Linked DNA regions of Homo sapiens: region 1 is linked to region 2. A link is an interaction called in ENCODE POLR2A ChIA-PET data of the cell type or tissue named here. Cell type or tissue: OCI-LY7. All regions are shown on one strand. Each heading gives the region's core, and the rest is flanking DNA. Links, peaks and the distances in the headings are about the cores only. Region 1 has its middle 17 kb from the start of SIGLEC8. Region 2 overlaps SIGLEC5 (sialic acid binding Ig like lectin 5).

Region 1 (4,396 bases), core at 264-4,263, 180 kb before region 2:
ATGCATGTGTGGGGGCAGGTGGTATATGGAGAATCTCTGTACCTTCTGCTCAATCTGTGAACCTAAACTGCTCTAAAAATTATGTCTATCCCGTCATATGCTTCTGGGAAAAATTGTCTATATATATTTTTTAAATGGAAAGAACTGGCTGGGCATAGTGGCTCAAGCCTACATCTCAGCACTTAAGGAGGCTGAAGTGGGAGGATTGCTTGAGTCCATGAGTTTGAGATCAGCCTGGGCAACATAGGCAGACTCTGTCTCTACAAAAAAAAAAAAAAAATTAGCTAGGCATGGTAGTGCATGCTTGTGGTCCCAGCTACTCGGGAGGCTGAGGCAGGAGGACTGCCTGAGCCTGGAGGGTTGAGGCTGCAGTGAACCATGATCATGCCACTGCACTCCAGCCTGGGCAACAGAGCAAGACCCTGTTTCAAAACAAATTGAAAAAAGCTTAATGCTCCTAAATAGGGTATTGGTTGAATAAGTCAACACACATCAAATTCAGTGGAATACTATGCAGCCATGAATAATTAACAGTAGTGGTGCAGAGCTGTTGCTTCTCCAGTGGGGATCCAGGACCCAAGGGCAGGGCGTGAAAAGTGCTTCAGAGGAGCTAAAGGCAGAAGGTCCACTTTGCATATCTTCTGGGGATGTCATTTATACTCAAATACTGAGTCAGGTCAATCAGACAACTTTAGTGACAATGAATGCATTATTTTCCCGTTGAAACTAACAGAAACGTGTTTTTCCATAGGCCACAAACATTCATAGGGACTTTCAGAGTAAAACAGAAGACTTCAGAGATATTTTGTAATTATATCTAGATACAGAAGACTTGAGATATTTTGTAAATATATGCTAGACACTCAGAGCTGTATATTCACCTTCCTCTGATTAAATTTGCCCTTAATGTTTCAGAATTCCTAATAAAGGACATTTAAGAATATGATCCCACTTTGGTAAACATTATGTATATGTGCATGAGTGTATATAACACATCAAAACTGAAAAGAGAGGATGGCAGATTGCAGGCATTGTTAGCCGGCCTCTCCCACCTTGGAAAGATGAAACAGTGTATAAAGATTTATGTTGTGACCTTTTCACCAGGGACCAACACAGGAACTTAACAGGAAAACTGGAAGAAACCACAGACCTTTCTAAAGAAACGGTGGGCAGCAGCCTACACCACGAGCCAGACAGAAAACTGTGAGTCCCCACAGTGTGAGAAGGGGAGAGACTGACTCAGGGATGTGCACTCCCACTGGGGTGCCACGCAGTCCAGGCCACAGGAGGGGGAAGCCCTCACCCTGCCCAGCACTGGAGCTGAGTTAGGGAGCGTTGGGGAGTAGATAAGGAGTCACATTGGGATGTGCTTGGCGTGCAGTCCTGGGCTCCAGCAGGGACAGAGGGAAGCCATTCCCGATGCTACCTCACAGGGGGCCTTGCAGAAGCCAGCTAGCTGACTCAGGAGGCGGTCACGGGTTGAGAGAAGCTCCCGACTGAGATCTGCAATGTCATCTTGAGTGGGGAAAGTAGACTTGCCCGAAATCTAAGACTCATAGGTGTTCTTGAGGGAGAAGAAAAAGCAAAAAGTTGAGAAAATTCAATGATTGGAAAGATACAGAATCAACCTAAGTGCTCTTCAACCCGAAGGAAAGGCTACAAAAGAATACACATCCCTGAGTCAGTCTCTCCCCTTCTCACACTGTGGGGACTCACAGTTTTCTGCCTGGCTCGTGGTGTAGGCTGCTGCCCACCGCTTCTTTAGAAAGGTCTGTGGTTTCTTCCAGTTTTCCTGTGAAGTCTCTGTGTTGCTCCCTGGTGCAGCTGCAGCGTAAGTAGGTTAGACAGGCGTTTCACAGCCTCCCTTACACAGCCTCCCTTAAAGGGAAACACATTTGCTAAATAGACGGAGAGAACAATCCGCCGGACAGCTCGCAAACCCCGACAGCGCATAAACCGCATCCTGGGCTCGTGGTCAAAACATCCTGTAGCAAGGAGGTAGAAGGGAAGAAGGGACAGTCCCCATATCCGTGCAAGTGCAGAAACCCATGCTTAGGTAGTGTCCTTGGGCTGACCTATGCTCATTATAATAGTGAAAACACACCCTCACGTGGAGACTTAAGGTGCTACTGAGACAGCGATGTATATGCACTAGCATGTACAGCCATTGCGCATGCGGGCCTAACAGACCACCCAGAACACGCTTAAGAGCAACACCGTCCCACCCACGCATGAGTAATCACGGAAGATTCCCCTAAAGGGAGTTTCCCCAGCGTCAGTCAGCGCTGTCTCACCTTTGAGCAGCCGCTCTGACCAGCTGTTAAGAGTGCACGTTCACTTTGCAATTAACTCTCTTGCTTACTTTTACCTTGGACTCACTCTCGAATTCTTTTCTTGAGGCAAAGTCAAGAACCGGAACTGGCCCACCAGCCATAGCAGGGGAGACTGTGTGTGCCGCGGTGCAGGCAGCACTCATGCCGGGAATGGTGAGGATGGCACCAGCTTGTCGGATTTTTTGTTGGCATTTGTGTTTGTTTCTCTACTCACCACCCAAGTGATAAAATAGGATCCTTGGTGTGGAACTTAGAATTATGCCAAAAAGCTAACAGTTCTCCTTTCTAGCCAGCTACAAAGCCAGACCATGCCCACCACTGCCATGCTTGCAAAACGGGTCACCACGGCCTGTAGGTGAGCAGTTGTGTAGGAGAAAAGAATCCAATTTTTTTGTGTGCTCTTTACTATTATGTAGACAGCTCCGTCTTCAGCCCACACTTTGGTTCCCTGTGGATTTCAGTTTGTGTCCTGTGTCTGAGGACAGCGGACTGAATACAGTGATTTTTTACCTCCAATAAATGTCATCCCGCTGCCCTTCCTGTGCCTCGAGGGTTGTCTGTTTTTCTCTTTCTTTTTCTTTCTTTCTCTTTCTTTCTTTCTTGCTTACTTTTCTTTCTTTCCTTCCTTCCTTCCTTTTCTTTCTTTCTTGTCTCCTTCCTTCCTTCCTTAACTCCTTCTTTCTTTTTGACAGAGTCTTGCTCTGTCACTCAGGCTGAAGTGCAGTGGCATTATCCCAGCTCACTGCAACCTCCACCTTCCAGGTTCAAGCGATTCTCCTGCCTCAGCCTCCCGAGTAGCTGGGATTACAGGCGCTCGCCACCACGCCCAGCTAATTTTTTGCATTTTTAGTAGAGACGGGGTTTCTCCATGGTGCCCAGGATTGTCTTGATCTCTTGACCTCGTGATCTGCCTACCTCGGCCTCCCAAAGTGCTGGGATTACAGGTGTGAGCCACCGCACCCGGCCCTGTTTTTCACTTTCTTTTTTTTTTTTTCCACAGGATTAAAATTATTTATTGAATAGACATTTATGGAGCATCTATTATAACAGGAAAAAGTACCAGGCCCTGAAGACACAAGAATAAAATCAAGCGTTTACAACTTACAAAAGGAGAAAGACAAGTACACCACAGTGTACAGCAATATTTATAGTACTGACATAAAGTAGTCATAGATATGGTGTTCGGGGGAGCAGTGAAGGACAAGGACCAGGACAGGGAACTCCATTTTGAGCAGAGTATTAAAAGATGACTAGGATAAAATCTTAAAGAAACGATATGCTATGCATTCCATGAAAACAAAACGAAAAACACCAGTGTGCTCTGCCTATCAGGATTCAAGCTGCCTTGTAAATATTACTAATTATTCATATTAGGAACACACTAGTCAACTCCATTAAAAAGCCACTTTCCATCCCTGCATAATGGTAGCTCTATGAATTTGTGATTCAGACCATATTCCCTCAAACAAATGCATTACTAAACTTTGACTAGACATCAGAATTGTTAAACAATAACAAAATAAAATTGAACAACTGAATAAAGCTGAAGCCCTGAACAGCCTAACTGGAAAAGGAGAAGACCCTTTAATTGGTCATATACACCTCTTGACCTGTATTTGGCAATCTGCTCTCCGACCGTCAACAGATAAGCAGCACAGCCCTCAAGGTTGGAGACTGATCTTTGGTAAAGCAGGCATCCATCCCAGATGCTGCTGTCTCCCGTACACAGCCCTCAGAGCCAAGGGAGGCCTGGAACCTGAGAAGTTTATTTCCAATTAGGACAGTTGCCTATACTTCTCATTCGAAGCATCCAGAGACAAGGGCCAGCCCAACCCCCAATGCCAGGAGCCAAGGCAGCATTATCTTCTGTATGAGTTCCTGACCCAGAGGTGACCTGCACGATTTCTTCTGTGTCCGCTGAGGGCCATGGAAGAATTTTCTCAGCTCGGCTATTATGTAAACTCTAATCTTACCAGTGGCAACATGGCAACCACAAATCCCAAGTCCCAGGAGGATTATACTTAATGGAGAGAACTCACTGGTCTATTGGGACTATTGGCACT
Region 2 (4,396 bases), core at 300-4,299:
GATTCTCCTGCCTCAGCCTCCTGAGTAGCTGGGACTACAGGTGCCTGCCACCATCCAGCATGCCCAGGTAATTTTTATATTTTTAGTAGAGACGGGGTTTCACCATATTGGCCAGGCTGGTCTTGAACTCCTGACCTTGTGATCTGCCCACCTCGGCCTCCCAAAGTGCTGGGATTACAGGTATGAGCCACCGCACCCGGCTAAAAACATACATTATTCTTAAGCACACAGGGAAACATTTACAAAAATTCATTGTATACAGGCCACAGATCAAGTCTCAACAAATTTTAAAAGTAGATATCATAAAACCATGTATTCTGACCAAAAAGCATCTACTTAGAATTTAATTATGAAAGATGTTTAAAATCTTCATACCTTTGGAATTTTTAATCCCAAATAATTTAAGATTCAAAGAAGAAATCACAATGTTGTTTTAACAATATCCACAACTGAATGTTATTCAAATAATACATATCAAAATTTGTGCAATGGGATGAAAATGAAATTCTGAGAGAAATTTATCCCTAACTACGTTTTATAGAGAATGAAAATATAGACACTAAGAAGCTAAGTATCCAGCTTAAAAATTTATCAAAGATCATCAGAATAAACCAAAACAAGTAGAAGGAAGGTGCTGAGAAAATGAGAGTAAAAATCAATAAAACAGAAAACAAAGATACAGTGAGAAAATTCTACAATCCCAAAAGTTGGTTCCTTGAAACTGATAATAAAATAGGGAAAGCAATTAACAAGATTTAGCTAGAAAAAAAGAAAGAAGTCACAAATAACCAATGTCAGGAATATTTCTAAAAGGGGAAGTAATCTCGACAAAAACAAATAATATAAAGACAAAAGAATGCCACCCATATCCTTTTGTCAAAATATATATATATATATAACTTAGGTGAAAGGAACACGTCCCTAGAATAAAGCTCGCTGAAGAATACATAAAATGATTAAATTAGGAAAATTGCACATAGTGACGCCACCAGGCCCAGGTAGTTTGATAAGTGACATCTATCAATCATTCAGGAAACAAGTCATTTCAGTTTTATACACACTCTTCCAGACAGTAGAAAAAGAGAGACTAGTCCCCAATTTCTCAATCTTATCTTGATACCCAAACAGAAGAAACAGGAGGAAAAAGGAAAATGACAAGTGTATTTGACCATGCATATAGACGCAAAAGTGCTGAGCAAAAGATGATCAAACAACCTACTGGAGTATTAAAAAAATGCTATGAATAATATGGTTTTCTCCCAGGAATGCAGGAGTAGTTTCATACCAGAAAAATCTTTAATTGTCATTCCCCATGGTAACAGATTAAGTAGGAAAAAATCCTATCAGTAGATGCATTCAAAAAATACAACAGAAGTTTAGGATAAAAACTTATTTAGTGATAGAAAGGAACTTCCTTAACCTGATGAAAGTTCACAGAACCAAGTGGCAGGATATTGGGTGCATTTCCTTCAAAATCAGCAGTAGCAAAAGATGCCCATGGTCACTATGTCTACTCAACTTTGACCATAATCTCACCCAGCATATTGAAACAAGAAAAAGGAAAGAAGTGCTTAGGACAAAGGGAAGAAATAAACTGTTATTATTTTGCAGATGATATAATCATCTAATTTGAAATCCCAAAACATTCTAAATAATACCCAAGATCAATGTGTGATTTTTTTTCTTTTTGTAGAGATGGAGGGCTCACTGTGTTATCCCCTGGCCTTGAACTCCTGGCCTCAAGAGATCCTCCTGCCTCAGCCTCCCAAAGTTCTGGGATTACAGGCATGAGCCACCAAACCTGGCCTAATTTGTGATTTTGTTTTAATTGAAAAAAATTTATTTAAAATACTTCAATTTCTATATACTAGTTATTTGAACTAATAAGGGAGCTTGGCAAGTTGGAAGGAAATGAAATCAATTAAAAATGAGTTTTACTTGCTGCATTTACTGAGAGAATTATGACAATTCTCTAAATCCAGAGAGCTGACATCCCAGAGGAGATGGGTGTCACTATGAAGAGATGCACAGTTATAGTGAATCCCCTCAAGGAACCCAGCTGAGAAATTCAACCCCATCAATATAGGAAAGAAAAAGGAGAAGTTCTGTGTTGCCAAATGGTGGGGAAATGAAAGGTAACTGGCTATTCTTCAAACCATCCATAGTCACAAACTGCCCACAGTCTGAGGTGTTACACAGACTTCCGTTGCCAGATGAGGTTAGGTTTGCGTGTCCTCACTTCCTCAAAAAAAGTGATTATTCAGGACAGTGGGTCATTTGTTGAAATCTGACATCTGTTAGAAGAGAAATACATCTGCAGAGTATACATGAGGACAGGCATTTCTTGCTCAGTACCTGAAGCCCAAAAGGATGAGTTGATTCTTTAAGAAAATAGCATTACACTTGCATCAAACCCAGCTGCTTTGATTCAGCAAGCCATGACAGTTAAAAATAGGAATATCACTAATTTTTCAGATGGTATCTATATTTCTGAAAAAGAAGAGATCAGCAGGCTTATAAATAAGATCTAAGAATTCTCCAGCTACCAAAGCAAGAAGATGCTAAAGGACACATGCAAGACCAACTTGTGATTTTTTTTAATTACAAAAAAAAACCCTCTTATATTTTTTAAATACTTTCATTCTGCATTCTGATAAGGAATCAGAAAATGCACTTTTAAAAAGATAGCATTTACAATAGCAACAAAAACTGGTATTTAGGAAGAAAAATAACAAAAGATGTGTAAGACCTGTGTGAAGAAACTCTACATTATCTCTTTAAAACACTTAAAAATATTTAAAGGAATAGAGAGAGAAAGACCTACTGTCATGGATAAGAAGGCATGAATTTCTAAACAAGTAAATTTTTTCCACATTGAGCTATAGATTCAATGTATTTTTTGGAATTTGACAACCTGATTCTTTTTTGTTTTGTTTTGTTTTGCTTTTTTGTTTTTTGTTTTGTTTTGTTTTGAGACGGAGTCGTGTTCTGTCACCCAGGCTGGAGTGCACTGGCGCGATCTCCGCTCACTGCAAGCTCTGCCTCCCAGGTTCACGCCATTCTCCTGCCTCAGCCTCCCGAGTAGCTGGGACTACAGGTGCCCACCACCACGCCTGGCTAATTTTTTTTTTTTTTGTATTTTTAGTAAAGACGGGGTTTCACCGTGTGAGCCAGGATGGTCTCGATCTCCTGACCTCGTGATCCACCCACCTCGGCCTCCCAAAGTGCTGGGATTACAGGCGTGAGCCACCGCGCCCGGCCTTGACAACCTGATTCTAACATTAAAGTGAAAAAAAAAAAGGACCAAGAATGGTCAAGATACTATTGAAGGAGATTAAGGAAGAGGTTTTGCTGTACTCTATATCAGGACTTATTTTTGAATTTATAGACAGTGATGACTCAGGGACAGTAAAATTGACTATTGGAGTAGAATAGAGACCACAGAAAGAGACCGACAAATATATAGAATTTTAATACATGGCAGAATTGGCATGTTGCTCAATGGAGAAGGGAGAAGGACTATTCAGAAATGAAGGAGAAACATATATGGATCAACACTATACACCATACACAAAAGTCAACCCCAGACAGAGTGAGTACTTAAATGTCAAAAGAAAAGCATACTCTCTATGTCCATCAGTTCAATTTTTTTTTATTCTTAGATCCCACAAATATGTGAGAACATGCAATGTTTGTCTTTCTGTGCCTGCCTTATTTCACTTAACATAATGATCTCCAGTTCCATCCATGTTGTTGCAAATGACTGGATCTCATTCTTTTTTATGGCTGAATAGTACTCCATTGTGTATATGCACAACATTTTCTTTATCCATTCATCTATTGATGGACACTTAGGTTGCTTCTGGATTGTTTGCAACTCAACGGATCAATGCTTGAGGGGCTGGGTACCCAATTCTTCATGAAGTGTTTATTTCACACTGCATGCCTCTATTGAAACAGTTCATGTACCCCATAAATATATACATCTAATATGTACCCACAAAATTAAAAATAAAAGCATAAAACTTTTAGTAGAAACTATATTTGAATATCTTTCTAATCTTAGGATGGGTGAAATTTTTTTTAATGAGATCCAAAAGGTACTCAATAGAAAAGAGAGGATTTGTGAATATGATTATATTACAACTAGGAACTTATGTTCATTGAAGATCACTTTAAGAAGTGAAGACAAGCTACGCATTGGGAGAAGATATTTATATTTACAACACATACAATGAGAAAAATAGTGTAAAAATGTATAAAGCCCTCCAACAAATTCATTAAGAAAAAGTCAAACACCCAATAGGAAAATGGGATCCAGATGTGACCAGGTGTTTTATAGAAGATGAAAGCAGAGAGAGATTTTTCATCTTCACTGGTAACCGAGGAAATGCAA

The links. Peaks named below come from ENCODE experiments on the same cell type or tissue, not always from the same donor. Only the 100,000 strongest peaks of a DNase experiment are listed, where the experiment ranks them.
Region 1: POLR2A ChIA-PET joins it to region 2 with 5 read pairs; 1 of 35 experiments calls an interaction of 5 or more read pairs at or near these places.

The regions. Positions count from the first base shown.
Region 1 is chr19:51,439,746-51,444,141 of GRCh38, forward strand. No RefSeq gene overlaps it. Among named protein-coding and RNA genes, the nearest start is that of SIGLEC8, 17 kb to the right of the region's middle. RefSeq lists enhancers at 1,578-1,867, 2,168-2,307. In OCI-LY7, for the core only: a CTCF peak has its summit at 2,115; a DNase peak (open chromatin) is centred at 1,966; H3K4me3 peaks cover 1,255 bases.
Region 2 is chr19:51,619,178-51,623,573 of GRCh38, forward strand. The region is part of intron 8 of SIGLEC5 (sialic acid binding Ig like lectin 5); the gene reads right to left. It also overlaps the pseudogene RPL9P33. Among named protein-coding and RNA genes, the nearest start is that of SIGLEC5, 9.0 kb to the right of the region's middle. RefSeq lists an enhancer at 2,179-2,318. In OCI-LY7, for the core only: no CTCF peak of the experiment used is centred there; a DNase peak (open chromatin) is centred at 2,214; H3K27ac peaks cover 1,368 bases.